Linked DNA regions of Homo sapiens: region 1 is linked to region 2. The links are chromatin loops, found by intact Hi-C in ENCODE. Cell type or tissue: left lung. All regions are shown on one strand.

What was found. A loop is a pair of places that touch in the nucleus more often than their neighbours do. Peaks named below come from ENCODE experiments on the same cell type or tissue, not always from the same donor. Only the 100,000 strongest peaks of a DNase experiment are listed, where the experiment ranks them.
Region 1: a loop joins it to region 2, with 3 times the contacts of the local background. A loop is called at or near these places in 31 of 110 quality-filtered maps.

The regions. Positions count from the first base shown.
Region 1 is chr13:108,503,623-108,511,622 of GRCh38, forward strand. It overlaps a transcript of MYO16 not described here. Among named protein-coding and RNA genes, the nearest start is that of MYO16, 120 kb to the right of the region's middle. In left lung, CTCF peaks have their summits at 4,861 (motif pointing left) and 5,062; no DNase peak of the experiment used is centred here.
Region 2 is chr13:108,318,949-108,326,948 of GRCh38, forward strand. No RefSeq gene overlaps it. Among named protein-coding and RNA genes, the nearest start is that of TNFSF13B, 53 kb to the left of the region's middle. RefSeq lists an enhancer at 7,671-8,000. In left lung, a CTCF peak has its summit at 3,435 (motif pointing right); a DNase peak (open chromatin) is centred at 7,629; H3K27ac peaks cover 2,474 bases.

The DNA.
Region 1 (8,000 bases), 180 kb after region 2:
TGGGACATGATGGAGAATTATAGAAATGCCAGAAAACGGGGTAGGTCAGATGAGCTGCATAAAGAAGCATCCTCAATGATATGAGGTGTTACATAGGATTACATCAAAAATAAATTATATATGTAATATATATGCACACATCACAAATACTTTTTAAACCTTTAAAACATGAGGAGCTAGAATATATCACAATAGTAAATCATTGCAAAGTAACCTGATGACCTAGTATTTAAAAAAAGCCAGATAAAATTAATATGAGAGTTTGCTTATCTATAACATTAGGGATGTGGACTAATTAATTTCCAGGGTTCCTGTGTTCTAAGAATTTATCATAGGTTTTATTATTATTTTTTTTGCCTTTACTTGGTGTCAGTTTTTTTAAATTGTGGTAAAAAACACAACAAAATGTATCATTTTAATCATTTCTAAGTGCACAGTACAGTAATGTTAACTATGTGGGCATTGTTGAGCTACAGATCTCTAGATTTTTGTTTTGTTTTGTTTTGTTTTGTTTTTTGTGATGGAGCCTTGCTCTATCACCCAGACTGGAGTGCAGTGGCACGATCTCAGCTCACTGCAACCTTCGCCTCCGGGGTTTAAGTGATTCTCCTGCCTCAGCCTCACGAGTAGCTGGGACTACAGGCACATGCTACCATGCCCAGCTAATTTTTGTATTTTTAGTAGACTAGAGATGGGGTTTTGCCAAGTTGGCCAGGCTGGTCTTGAACCCCTGACCTCAGGTGATCCACCCACCTCAGCCTCCCAAAGTGCTGGGATTATAGGCGTGAGCCACCACGCCCAGCCCAGATCTCTAGGAGTGTTAATCTTGCAAAGCCGAAACTCTACACCCATTGAACAACAACTCTGTATTTCCCTTATAACTCAGCCCCTGGTAACCACATTCTCTCTCTCTCTTTCCTTTTTTTACTTTGAGATGGAGTCTCTCTCTGTTGCCAGGGCTGGAGTGCAGTGGCATGATCTTGGCTCACTGCAACCTCTGCCTCCTGGGTTCAAGCAATTCTCCTGCCTCAGCCTCCCAAGTAGCTGGGACTACCGGCACACACCACCATGCCCAGCTAATTTTTGTATTTTTAGTAGAGACGGGGGTTTCACCATGTTGGCCAGGATGGTCTCGATCTCTTGACCTTGTGATCCACCCACCTCGGCCTCCCAAAGTGCTGGGATTACAGGCATGAGCCACCACGCCCTGCCAATAACCACATTCTATTTGCTGTTTCTATGAGTTGACTCTTCTAGGTACTTCATGTAAGTGGAATAATGCAGTATTTGATATTTTGTAACTATTTTTTTCATTTAGCATAATGTTCTCAAGATTCATCTATGTTCTAGTCTATGACTAGATTTCCTTTACTTTTAAGGCTGAATAATACTCCATTGTTATGGGTAGGCCACATTTTCTTCATCCACTTGTTTGTTGATAGAAATTTAAGTTGCTTTCATCTTGGCTTTTGTGAATAATCCTGTGATGGACATGGGTGTGCAAGTATCTCTTCAAGATCCTGTTTTCAATTCTTTTGGATTAAAACCCAAAGAAGTAGGATTCCTGGATCATATGGTAATTCTACTTTTAATGTTTTGAGGAACCCCTAAACTGTTTTCCATAGTGGCTGCACCATTTTACCTCCCCACTAAAAGTGCACAAGAGTTCAAGTTTCTCCATATCCTCACCAGCACTTGTTATTTTCTGTTTTTTTGTTTGCTTGTTTGTTTGATAGTGGCCATCCTAACAAGTGTAAGGTCATATGTCATTGTGGTTTTAATTTGCATTTTCCTGATGATTAATGATGTCAAGCATCTTTTCATAAACTTTTTGTTCGTTTGTATATCTTCTTTAGAGAAAGGTTATGCAAATCCTTTGTTCGTTTTTTAATCAGGTCATTTTATTTTTTTGTTACTGAGTTGTGAGAGCTCTTTACATATACTGGATATTAAATTTTTGTCAGATATATGGTTTGAAAATACTTTCTCCCATTCTATATGCTTTTTTTAGTCTTTTGATCATCTCCTTTGCTGCACAGATTTTTGGTTTGATGTAGTCCTATTTGTCAATTTTTGCTTTTGTTGCCTGTGCTTTTGGTGTCATCAAGAAATCATTGCCAAATCAAAGTCACAAGGTTTTCATCATATGTTTTTTTCTAGATGTATATGGTTTCAGATCCTACATTTTGTCTTTAATCCATTTTGAGTTGTTTCTTTTGCTGCATAAGGTAAAGATCAAATGTCATTGTCTTGCAAGTGGATATCTAGTTTTCCAACACCATTTGTTGAAGATACTATTCTTTCCCCATTGTGTAGTCTTGGCACTTTTGTTGAGGATCATTTAACTTTATACACAAGAATTTATTCTGGGCTCTCTATTCTCTTCCATTGGTCTTTATGTCTGTTTTTATGCCAGTGCCATACTGTCTTGACTACTGCAGCTTTTAACATGTTTTAAAAACAGAAGGTATAAGGCCTCCAGCTTTATTCTTTTTTTCTCAGTATTGTTTGGAATCTTTGGGGTCCTTTGAGATCCCATATAAATTTCAGAATTTCTTTTCAATTTTTGCCAAAAAATGCCTTTGGAATTCTAATAGGATTATGTTGAATTTGTGTCTTACTTTGGATATTACTTGTATTTTAACAATATTAAGTCTTCCAATCCATGAATACAGGATATCTTTCCATTTATTTCTGTCTTCATAAATTTCTTTCAGCAATGTTTTGTAGATTTTAGTGTATAGGTCTTTTACCTCTCTGGTTTAGTTTATTCCTAAGCATTTTATTCTTTTTTGATGCTATTGTAAGTGGCATCATTTTTTAAATTTCATTTTTGGATTCTTCATTGTTAATATATAAAAAGCAACTTCTTTTTGCATGTCAATTCTGGATCCTGCAACTTTAGTGATTTCATTTATTAGTTCTAACAGTTTGCACATGTATGTGTGTATGTGTGTGTGTGTGTGCATAGTCCAGAATTTTCTACATACAGAATTACATGTTAACGGAGATAAGTTTACTTCTTCCTTCACAATTTGAATGTCTTTAGTTTCTTTTTCTTGTCTAGTTTCTCTGGTTAGGACTTCTAGAACTATGTTGAATAGAAGTGGCAAGAGTGGGCATCTTGCCTTGTTCCTGATCTCAAAGAAAACACATTCAGTTTTTCACTGTTTTCTCCATGGAGTATGATGTTAGCTGAAGCCTTTTCATATATGACCTTTATTATGTTGAGGTAATTTCCTTTCTAGTTTGTTGAATTTTTTTTACCATGAAAATATGTTGAATTTTGCCAAATGCTTTTTCTTTATCAATTGAGATCGTGTAATTTTTTATATGTCATTCTGATAATGTGATGTTTTACACTGATTTATGTTTGTATGTTGAACCATCCTTACATTACAGGAATTAATCCCACTTGGTCATGGTGTATGACCTAATCCTAACCCTAACCATTCTTCTCTTGTCATGTTGGGCAGCAGCAGTGAGCCACAGTTCTTAGCCATGTATCCTTGACTTAAAATATTTTCAACTTACAATGGGTTTATGGGACTGTCATAAACCAAGGAGCATCTGTGTATTTAACTTTGCCAGAGATCTTTATATTTTTACAGGCTTTCGTATTGCTATCTAACACCTTTGCATTTCAACTTAAAGGGGCTCCCTTTAATGTTTCTCTTAAGGCGGTCTGGTGGTGATGAACTCCTTTAGCTTTCTGTTATAGAAAGTTTTTATTTCTTCCTCATTTTTGAAGGGCAGTTTTGCCACATATAATATTCTTGCTTGCTAGGTTTTTTTTAAAGAAAAACTTTGAATATGTCATTCCACTCTCTTCTGGCCTGTAAGATTTCTGCTGAGAAAACCACTGATAATCTTATGGGAGCTCCCTTTGATGTACCAAGTCACATTTTCTTTCTGCTTTCAAGATTCTTTCTGTCTTTGACTTTTGCCAGTTTGATGATAATGTGTCTTTGTGTCATTTTGGATTTATCAGAGTTGTAGTATGTTTAACTTCTTAAATTTGGATGTCTATTTTCATCCTCAGATTAGAGAAGTTTCCAGCCATTATTTATTCAGATAAGTTCTCTGCCTCTTTCTCTTTTTCTTTTCTTCTGGGTCTCTCATAATGCATATGTTGGCCCAGTCAGTGATGTCTCATAAGTATCTTATGATTTCTTCATTTCTATCTGATTGGTATTATAGAAAATAATATCACTTATATTATTATCTACCTTCTGATTAGATGACTTCAAATGACTTATCCTCAAATTCAGCATTTTTTTTTCTTTTGCTTGGCCAAGTCTGTTGAACATTTATAGTGAATTTTTCAGCTCAGTTATTATATACTTAAAGTCCAGAAATTTTTTTTTAATGTGTAATTCCTATCTCTTTGTTAATATTCTCTTTTTGTTCACACATAGGTTTCTGGATTTTTTTCTTATTTGTCTATCTGTGTCTTATTTAAACTCATTAAGCTGCTATAAGATAGCTATTTCAAATTATTTGTTACATAATTCATAGATCTCGACTTCTTTCAGGTTGAATTCTGGATATTTATTTTGTTCTTTTGATTGGGCCAAGTTTCCCTCTTTCTCTGTATGCCTTGTAGTTTTTTGCTGAAACTTGGGCATTTGAAAAAAAAAAAAAAGCTATCTTTCTTAGTCTTTATGGACTAGCTTTATACTGAGGAAGACTTTCACTAGTCAGCCCAGCTAGAGGTTCTGGAGGCCTCTCAAAGCTTTTTTGGGGATGCACTTTCTCTGGCTAGTATGTGTAATTTTCCAGAGAGGTTTGCTTGTTTCTTTTCTTGGAGTTTGTAATCTCCTGCTCCCTCTGGTGTTTATCTTTGTTGCTGCTTCAGCAAGCCAACCGTTCTCTTTTGTTCTCAGTGGCTCCCAGGGATCTAAAGTATGCAAGTTTTGTCAGTATTCTAAATCAGGTTGAAGAGAAATCAGTGTCTTGCTATCTCCTGAAAGCCCTAACATTGGATGCATTTTTTCCTCCTTCTCTTTCCCTCCTGAGAGAGAAGCTATGAGTTGAGAGTTTTCTCCCAGCTGTGCTGAGCTCTGCCAGCTTGGGGTAGAGGGAGGGACGGTAGAATGTAAAGGCTTTTCTTATCCATTTCAGTGCAGATATTCTTGAAGTTGCATTCCCTGAGGGTACTGCAGCTTCTTCATTGGTTTCTGAAGTTCTCGTAAAGGTGTTTGGTTCATATGTTGCTTTTTAGACAGTGTCTTTTTGGGAGAGTGAGGGATGGGACTTACTATTCAGTTATCCTGTTACCATCCCATAGACTGGAGTTTAGTTTAATTTTAACCAGATGTTCTGCAAACTTTCCTGGATTTTCCAGAGGACACCATTGCTCTCATTAGCTGTCATTCCTATTTGTGGACAGGAGAAACTGAGTAAGGTGAGAAACGCTGAGCTAAACCAGGTTGCTTTAAAGTAAAATGTTTAATAAACCAGTGTTAGCCTTAGACCATCAAAGATAAATTTTAGTAAAAGATAGTTAAAAGAACAGGTAGAGAGATCTGAAACCTTCAGGGAGTAATATAAGTAGAGGACTGATCAAGGTCAAATAATGAAAGACCAACAGAAACGGAATTGGAATCCCAGATAAATATCAACTTGCACAGTATGATACTTGCACAACCTGAAGAGTATTTTTAAGTGACGATTTCTCTCCTACAGAAACTAGAGAAAGGGTTTTTGGTTGTTAATAGAAACATTACAAAGTACAAATAATTCAAAAGAAAAAAATGAAAGAATTCATAATCCTACTACTCTATGGAAAGCTACACTTTACACTTTGCTGTACATCTTTCCCTAAGGTTGACTGTCGGATTGTGTATACATGTATGTGTACATATGAGAATATACAAGTTAGCATTAATTCCACTCTTTCCTCATAATGTAGTAACCACATGGTTTGAATGAGATTGGTCCAACTCAAGCTCTAAAAGTGGGCTATGATTGGCTTCAGTTGATCAGCATAATCTTGCTTGCTCTGATGACTTTATTTTACCTTTGGTCACTTTTCAAGTTTAAGAATAGCATTAGAAGATATACCTAATGTTAAATGACGAGTTAATGGGTGCAGCATACCAATATGGCACATGTATACATATGTAAAAAACCTGCACATTATGCACATGTACCCTAAAACTTAAAGTATAATAATAATAAAAAAAGGAATATGACCCAACTGAGTGTGGCCCAGGACTTTTCTTGCATCATGGACTCTCTCTTTTTCTTCCCCCGCCCAACCCCAACATTGTTTTGCTACAGTCATGGTGCTGTCATCCCAGAAGCCCTTTTATTACTAACTTTGCTACAAGATACAGCAGAAGTTGAGTACGTTGAGTGAGAAGAGCAAGGGGCTAAAGCCATGGTCAAGTAACACCTGAAATAATCCCCAATATTAGTTCTGCCCTAGAATGCTTGTGGATTGCAGAAGGATAGTCATGATAGTTAATTTTTATTTTTTGTTTGTTTGTTTTCGTTTTTTGTTTTTCGAGACAGAGTCTCGCCCTGTCGCCCAGGCTGGAGTGCAATGGCGCTATCTCGGCTCACTGCAAGCTCTGCCTCCCGGGTTCACGCCATTCTCCAGCCTCAGCCTCCCGAGTAGCTGGGACTACAGGTGCCCGCCATCACGCCCGGCTAATTTTTTTGTGTTTTTAGTAGAGATGGGGTTTCACCGTGTTAGGCAGGATGGTCTCGATCTCCTGACCTTGTGATCCATCCTCCTTGGCGTCCCAAAGTGCTGGGATTACAGGCGTGAGCCACCATGCCCGGTAGATAGTTAATTTTTTTTTTTTTTTTATATTTAACATTGATAGCTGTTTTTTTTTTTTTTTTTTTTTTTTATTGTACTTTAAGTTTTAGGGTACATGTGCACATTGTGCAGGTTAGTTACATATGTATACATGTGCCATGCTGGTGCACTGCACCCACTAACGTGTCATCTAGCATTAGGTATATCTCCCAATGCTATCCCTCCCCCCTCCCCCGACCCCACCACAGTCCCCAGAGTGTGATATTCCCCTTCCTGTGTCCATGTGATCTCATTGTTCAATTCCCACCTATGAGTGAGAATATGCGGTGTTTGGTTTTTTGTTCTTGTGATAGTTTACTGAGAATGATGGTTTCCAATTTCATCCATGTCCCTACAAAGGACATGAACTCATCATTTTTTATGGCTGCATAGTATTCCATGGTGTATATGTGCCACATTTTCTTAATCCAGTCTATCATTGTTGGACATTTGGGTTGGTTCCAAGTCTTTGCTATTGTGAATAATGCCGCAATAAACATACGTGTGCATGTGTCTTTATAGCAGCATGATTTATAGTCATTTGGGTATATACCCAGTAATGGGATGGCTGGGTCAAATGGTATTTCTAGTTCTAGATTCCTGAGGAATCGCCACACTGACTTCCACAATGGTTGAACTAGTTTACAGTCCCACCAACAGTGTAAAAGTGTTCCTATTTCTCCACATCCTCTCCAGCACCTGTTGTTTCCTGACTTTTTAATGATTGCCATTCTAACTGGTGTGAGATGATATCTCATAGTGGTTTTGATTTGCATTTCTCTGATGGCCAGTGATGATGAGCTTTCTTCGTGTGTTTTTTGGCTGCATAAATGTCTTCTTTTGAGAAGTGTCTGTTCATGTCCTTCGCCCACTTTTTGATGGGGTTGTTTGTTTTTTTCTTGTAAATTTGTTTGAGTTCATTGTAGATTCTGGATATTAGCCCTTTGTCAGATGAGTAGGTTGCGAAAATTTTCTCCCATGTTGTAGGTTGCCTGTTCACTCTGATGGTAGTTTCTTTTGCTGTGCAGAAGCTCTTTAGTTTAATTAGATCCCATTTGTCAATTTTGGCTTTTGTTGCCATTGCTTTTGGTGTTTTGGACATGAAGTCCTTGCCCACGCCTATGTCCTGAATGGTAATGCCTAGGTTTTCTTCTAGGGTTTTTATGGTTTTAGGTCTAACGTTTAAATC
Region 2 (8,000 bases):
TATTGCAGCAGGACAAGCCTCAGACAAAACCCCTCAGACACCAAGTTAAAGAAGGAAGGGCTTTATTCAGCCGGGAACTTCGGCAAAACTCACGTCTCCAACAACTGAGCTCCCCGAGTGAGCAATTCCTGTCTCTTTTAAGGGCATCTGTTATTTCTTGACTTTTTAATGTTAGCCATTCTGACTGGTGTGAGATGGTATCCCATTGTCGATTTGATTTGTATTTCTTGATCAGTGATGTCCAACTTTTTTTCATATGCCTTTTGGCCGCATGTATGTCTTCTTTTGAGAAGTATCTATTTATGTTGCACTGTGGTTTGAAAGTGTGGCCGGTATGATTTGATTTTTTGTTTTTAATTTGTTGAGGATTGCTTTATGGTAGAGCATGAGGTCAATTTTAGAGTATGTGCCATGTGCAGATAAGAAGAATGTATATTCTGTTTTGTTTGGTGTAGTGCTCTGTAGATGTCTACTAGGACAATTTGCTCAAATGTTTAGATCCTGAATATTTTTATTAATTTTCTGCCTTGAACATCCACCTAATATTATCAGTGGGCTGTTGAAGTTTCCCACTATTATTGTGTGGTTATCTAAGTTTCTTCATAGGTCTCTATGAATTGTTTTGTGAATCTGGGTGCTCCAGTGTTGGATGCATACATACTTAGGATAGTTAAGTCTTCTTCTTGAATTGAACTCTTTATCATTATGTGATGCCCCTCTTTGTCCTTTCTGATAGTTGTTGGTTTGAAGCCTTTTTGGTTTGAAATAAGAATAGCAACCCCTGCTCTTTTTTGTTGTTGTTGTTTTCCATTTGGTTGATAGATCTTTCCCCAACCCATACTTTGAGCCTATGGGTGTCATTGCATGTGGAATGGGCATCTTGAAGACAGCATACAGTTAGGTCTTGCTTCTTTATCCAATTGCCACTCTGTGCCTTTTAAATGAGGTGTTTAGCATGTTTACATTCACAGTGAATATTGATGTGTGTGCATTTGATCCTGTCACTGTGTTGTCAGCTGGTTGGTATGTAGAATTGATTGTGTAGTTACTTTATAGTGTCGATGTACTTAAGTGTGTTTTTATGATGGCTCTGATCAGTCTTTATTTCCATGGTTAGCACTCCTGCAAGGACCACTTGTAAGGCAGGTCTGGTGGTAACGAATTCCCGTAGCATTTATTTATCTGAAAAGGTAAATAATCATTTAAGGTAGATGAATAGAAGACATGACCAATAGTAGAGAGTAGTATATAAAACCCTGATTAAAAAAAAATGATTTCAAAACCTAGAATCCAGCTTTTTTTTTTTCTAAGTAATTTTTAAAGGTAAATTTGACCTAAACTTGTATTAGTCCATTCTTGCATTGCTATGGAGAAATACATGAGGCCGGGCGCGGTGGCTCACGCCTGTAATCCCAGCACTTTGGGAGGCCAAGGTGGGTGGATCACGAGGTCAGGAGATGGAGACCATCTTGGCTAACACAGTGAAACCCCATCTCTACTAAAAATACAAAAACTTAGCTGGGCGTGGTGGCAGGGGCCTGTAGTCCCAGCTACTCAGGAGGCTGAGGCAGGAGAATGGTGTGAACCCGGAAAGCGGGGCTTGCAGTGAGCTGAGATTGCACCACTGCACGCCAGCCTGGGTGACAGAGCGAGACTCTGTCATTAAAAAAAAAAAAAGAAATACATGATACTGAGTAATTTGTAAAGAAAAGAGGTTTAATTGGCTCATGGTTCTGCAGGCTGTACAGGAAGCATGGTGGCGTCTGCTTCTGGGGGAGCCTCAGGGCACTTTTATTCAAAGCAGAAGGTAAATAAGGAGCAGGCATCTTCCATGGCAGAAGCAAGTGTTGGGAAGGGGCGGTGGTGCTACACACTTTTAAACAACCAGATCTCTTCTGAAAACTTACTATCATGAGCACAGCATCAAGGGGATGGTGCTGAAACATTTATGAGAAACATCTCCTGATCCAGTCACCTCCTACCATGCCCCACTTCCAATATTAGAGGTTCAAATTTGACACAAGATTTGGTGAGGACACAGATCCAAACCATATCAAGACTCTTACTTTTTCTGAAATAATATAGCAAGTAAATGTTTTGACTTTGAGCCTAAAGGTTATGCTCAACCTACTGTATTATGTTTCTCCGTCAATTTCTAGCACTGTATTATTAAGAAGGGAAAATGTTGTTCTCTTATGTTAGAAATAACATTTGAAACTGAAAATAAGACTTTCACTTTAGAATCAATTGATATATTGCATTCAGAATGGGTCACAAATGTGGAAGTGTTTTCAGACTCTGGGACGTGTCTATGAGATAATGACCTGACAGTGAAATTACAGAAACTGTTCAAATAATGAAATGTAAAGACTTAAAAATTTCTCTTCAAAAGGAAGGACATCCCCCTCTCAAATAAAGAATGCAAAAAAAGAGAAAAAAGAAGGAAGGGAATAGTTTCAATATTTAAAGAGCAGTAACATGAGAAGATGAAATTAGAATCAATTGATAGAATGTACCGATTTTAAGACTTTCTTGAGATACAATACACATGCTGTAAAATTTTCCTATTTTAAATGTAAAATTAAATGACTTTAATATGTTTACAAAGTTGTGCAAGAAGTTACAGAATTTAGTTAAAAATATTACGAACTTGATATTAGAATCCTGGGAAGAGAGGACTTAAAGGAATATGCAAAAGAAAGAAAGGAAGGGAGAAAGAGAGAAGGAGAGAGGGAGAGAGGGAGAAAGAAAGAAAAGAAAAGAAAAGTAGGTTGAGAAAAGTTTTGATGTGCTCTTTGAGAGAACATGTCAATTTTAATATCTTTTCAATCTTAGAATATATTTAGATTTACAAAAAGTTACAAAATTTTGCTGATAGTACCTATAATTCCTCACCCAGTTTCTCCTATTTTTAATACATTACTCACAAAATATTTGTCACAGCTAAGAAACAATGATACATTGTTATTAACTAAATGCCATACTCTATTTGGATTTTAATAGTCTTTCCACTTATGTTCTTTTTCTGGTCCTGAGTCTAGTCACCTGTACCTCATTGCATTAACAGACATGTCTCCTTAACATCCCCTGGTCTCTGACAGTTTCTAGTCTTTCCTTGTTTTTCATACCTTGACAGCCTTAAGGAGTATTGGGTGTTTTATAGAGTGACTCTCAGTTTGGGTTTATCTGATATTTTTCTTATGGTTAGAAGGCGGTTATATGTCTTTTGGAAAATAATATCTTACATATTTCATCAAGTCAGGGTACATGATCACCTGGCCAGATAGTATTTGCCAAATTCCCAAGAGATTACTTTGAAATTCAGATTTTTTTTTTTAGTCATGAAACTATTTAACTGTACATGCCACATTAATTTGGAAACAAACCCACAAAATATTCAGGTTAGACAATGTAGCCTATTCCTTCCTTTACAGTGATGTACATGTGTATCACCACTAGAGGGAAGCACTTGAACAACTAAAGTGTACAGTCTGGGTTATTCTTAAACGCAATTAAATTGATGATAGACAAACACCAAAATTTATAAAACCATGAACTGAAAGAATATTAAGAGACCAAACAGATACTTTAAGTGTTTCTTAAAACCATATGCCATGCCTAATGAAAGTTTACGACATGGCAGCTTCTACTTTTTCCTATTTGTTGGAACCCATGGTTCCAGTTCAGTTCCAAATCAGTTGTGTACCTGAGGACTTTGACACACTTACAATCTCCAGACCTTGGGGGCAAAGAGAAGGGATGATGGCAGATAGCAGCTGTAGAGAGGGAGGTTAGAGGGCAAGGTCTACCCTAAATTGGTTCAGTCTTTATAAGAATTTCTTTCCATTTTTGACTTTAAACAGCTCCTCCTCAAATTAGCCTGGATTTCCCAGGAAACGGTTACTGGGATTTTTCCTCCGTCTGACATAATTTTTTCTGGTTCTTCAATGTCTTGACTTCCTAATCCTTTTCTAGATTATGAACACTTTTTTATCTTCAGCCCAAAATATGCACATCCTTGACTGATGTACAATGAGATACACCTGCCCTTTAACTATTGTTTTTATTGATGTATCCTGACACCTACACATAGCACATACTTGTCTCCTTCTGTTTATGTTTTTAGGCTATTTATGTGTCAGTCACTGCTCTAACACAATTTCATCTATTATCTAATTTAATTTTTAAAAATTAATTTCTTAAAACTAGTCAACTTTAGTTTTTTAGAGAAGTTTGTGGTTTATAGAAAAATTGAGCAGAAAGCACAGGGTTTCCACATACTCCCTGTTTCCTAACCCCACCGTTTCCCCATTGATGAAATCTTGCATTAGTTTGGTACATTTGCTACAATTAATGAACATTTTTATGCTTATTGAAAAACGTTGATGTGTTAACTCAAGTCCATAGTTTGCATTAAGAATCACTTTGTGTTGTACAGTTCTGTGAGATTTGACAAGTGCATGAAGTTCTGCATCCACCATTACAGTAATACAGAATATTATCGCTGCCCTAGATAGCCCCTGAGCTCTACCTCATCATCCTCTCTCCTCGCATTCAAACCCATGGCAATCGTTGATATGTTACCACCTCCATCATTTTGCTTTTTTCAGGATGTCATACAGTCGCAATAATTGTATGTAGCCTTTTCAGATTGTCTTCTTTCACTTAGCAATCTTCACTTAATGTTCCTCCATGTCTTTTCATGGTTCGATATCTCATTTCTTTTTATTGCCAAGTAGTATTCCATTGTGTGCATAATCCACAATTTGTTTATCCATTCACCTGTTGAAGGACATCTTGGTTGCTTCTAATTTTCAGCAATTATGAATAAAGCTGCTGTAAAAGTAGGATTTTGTGTGGATGTAAGTTTTTGACTTATTTGGACAAATAACCTCATACTGTGTAGCACGACTGCTGGATCAGATGGCCAGACTACAGTTAGCTTTGCAAGAAACTGCCAACTTGCCTTCCAAAGTAGCTGTTATCATTTTGCATTCCCACAAGCAAGGAATGAGAGTTTCCATTGCTCCACATGTTCACCGGCCTTTAATATTGTTGTTTCAGATTTAAGACATTCTAACAGGTGAAGAGAAGTGTTTTATTGTTGTTTTAATTTGCAATTCTCTAGTGACATATGATGTTAGCATCTTTCATATGCTTTTCTGCCATCTGTATATCTTCTTTGGTGAGATACCAGTTTAGATCTTTTACCCACTTTTTCATTGAGTTGTTTTCTTAGTGTTAAGTTTTAAGAATTCTTTGTATATTTTGGAGGCAAGTTCTTTGTCAGATATGAGTTTTGCAGACTTTTTTCCTCATCCATGACTTTTTATTATTTAAATCTAATTTGATTTTTGTAACAACTCATGGGGCAGATGCTGTTATTAACTGTATTTTACAGATGAGGAAATAGTGCCATAGAGAAGTTATATATCTTGCCCAAGGTCTCAAAAACTAGTGTGAAGTGTATCTAGAATGCAGAGCCAGGCAATCTGAGTGCAGTTTGTTAAGCTTTCTGCTTCATCACCCTTGTCCTAAGCACTCATTACATTTGCATCACAGGCCGCTCATACTCAGCTGAGACCAGTTATGATCATGAGCCCCTGATATTGGTCTGTTTTTCATTTGTGTTACTCTGGACACTAATGCTTACTTAGAAATGCAAGAAAAAAGAAGAGCTATGGGCTAGCAATAGTAAATGTTTAAGAACAGATTTTAAATACTGTAAAATCAGATATAGCCTTTAAAATGTTTGATTGAGACCAACAGGAGGTGATTTTTTACTGTCAGTGACTAATGAGATGGTTTTTTAAAGAATCACATTTTAAAATCTGCTGTAACTTTCACATAGAAAAGAATTTTAGCCTTTTCTTTTGTGGAAGGGAAAATGAAACTTCAGGAGTGAGATCTAGTGTGCAACTATCCTCATTTTAATCACTTTGGCCTAGATATGTTCCACGGAAAGAGAAATAGTGTTCCGTAGTTTGCTTAATCAAAGGACACCCACAGAAGAAAAGGTGTATGGGTGACATCGTGGGTGCCTCACCAACGGAGCCAATCTTTCTCAAAATGTGCTGAGATCACCAACACCTTCTAATATCAAACTATCAAACTGAATGACTTCTTTCAGGCCTTCCCTAGCTTAAATTCGGAAACTTTTCATGATGTTCAGAATCTTCTTACTATTCTTAGGTATACATTAATTTCCAATGCATCTAAGTCTAATATAGTGATAACCATTTAACTATTGATCTGTCTGCCTCTCATCAACTCATCTTTCCATCTGTCCGCCCACCAATCCATCCATCTGTATGCCATCTGGAGCCTCCCTGCCTTTCAGAAATTGCGTACCTTTTCCGGAATCTAATTCCATGGTCCCTAACATCCCAGCGCTCTACCTCATCATGCTTCCTTTTGCTTCTATTTTTCCTTGTCGTAACACTCTTTCCTTCTCCTATTGTAGCCTGGATGCAGGGCTTAATCTCACTCATCAAGTTATATTTCAAATCCACCATTCTTAAGCATTTTGTGATTTCTTTCTTTTTTTTTTTTTGAAAATTCAGAGGATCATGAGGGTTCATGACATTCCCAGATGACAATCACCTCTACGGACTTGTGGCCCACATCTCCCTGGCTTCTTTCCTCACTTTACCTCTCTTCTTTTCCCATTGCCTCCATAGTCTCCAGGGTATCAAGGCAATCACTGGTCTTTTGCTTTGCAGGATATGCTTTTCACCGTATCCTGCCCTCTCTGAGTCTCACCAGCCAACATTTACTTACATTTTTTTTCCCACCAAAATATTTTTGTGTTTCTAGCAGTGGTTCTGGGAGGAAAATATTCATACTTACACACACACACACACACACACACACACACACACACACTCCAGTAAGCAAATATCATTGTTGACACTTTCATATCACCATGAATTTGATATATTAGACAGTTTATCACTTATGGCTACCCTATTTTGCCTTGAAGTGGCACATTTACATCCTGAGAGCTATTATTTCTCTTACAGGAAGAAAAACAGCAAATATGTAAATTGACATCTAAATAAGCTTTGCTTTCCTTAAATAGTTTCCTGGTCTTGCCCAGGAGTCTGTGCTGAAGCTCTGGGTGCAAAGCTCACTAAGTGGCCTTGGGCTGCTCTTCCCTTATTCTTTTCCCCCTGAGCTTTCTTATCCATAAATCTGAATGAAATTCCAATCTTTGTTCCTTACAGAACTGCATAGAGATCCAAAAACAATGTCTGCATAGTGTTTTAAAACTGTCAAATGCTAAGCAAACATAAATTCTTGTATTTGTTCTCAAAAATTAATTAAATAAATGAAATAATGATTATATAACATATTCAATGAAGAAAACATCTCCCAATTCTAAAAGTGCTTTTAAATTTCTCATTTTCACGTATTATACAATATGAAACACTTCTAGGCACTCAGAGATTGTGAATCGTTTTTGTTCTGCTGTGGCTGTGAGTTGTTTAAAACAGGAAGTAGTTTCCACATAGGGCTATAGCAAGGGGGTGGAGGGTGAGAAGCAAAGACTTATTTACCTAAGAAGACAAAGCAAGGACACTGCAGTGGCAGCCTCTGCGTGTCACCCTTTGGTGAGCCTCCTGACTGGATCTCGGCGGTGGGCCCTCACCACTCTGCCAAGTTTCATAGTGTGCTCTGAAGCTTAACGCTTAGTACCAGTTAATCTAATTCCTTAGCCACTCATCAAATTAATTTTAGAATAGCTGGGTTCAGTAAAGCTTTTGAGTTGGGGATACAAAGATGGTGAGGACAAGGTCCCCACTTCCAGGCAATTTGAACTGAGTCCCTCACTTCAAGTCCGTCACCTCTCTTCTCACCTCTTTGGAAATGCAGAGCATACCCTGCTGTCTTTATCCTCCTATTATTATTCACACCAATTAGGAGAAATTTGAGGCCAGAAACTGATGATCCTTTAACTACAGAAATATTCATTAATTGGCAGCTTGCTGGCGAATTGG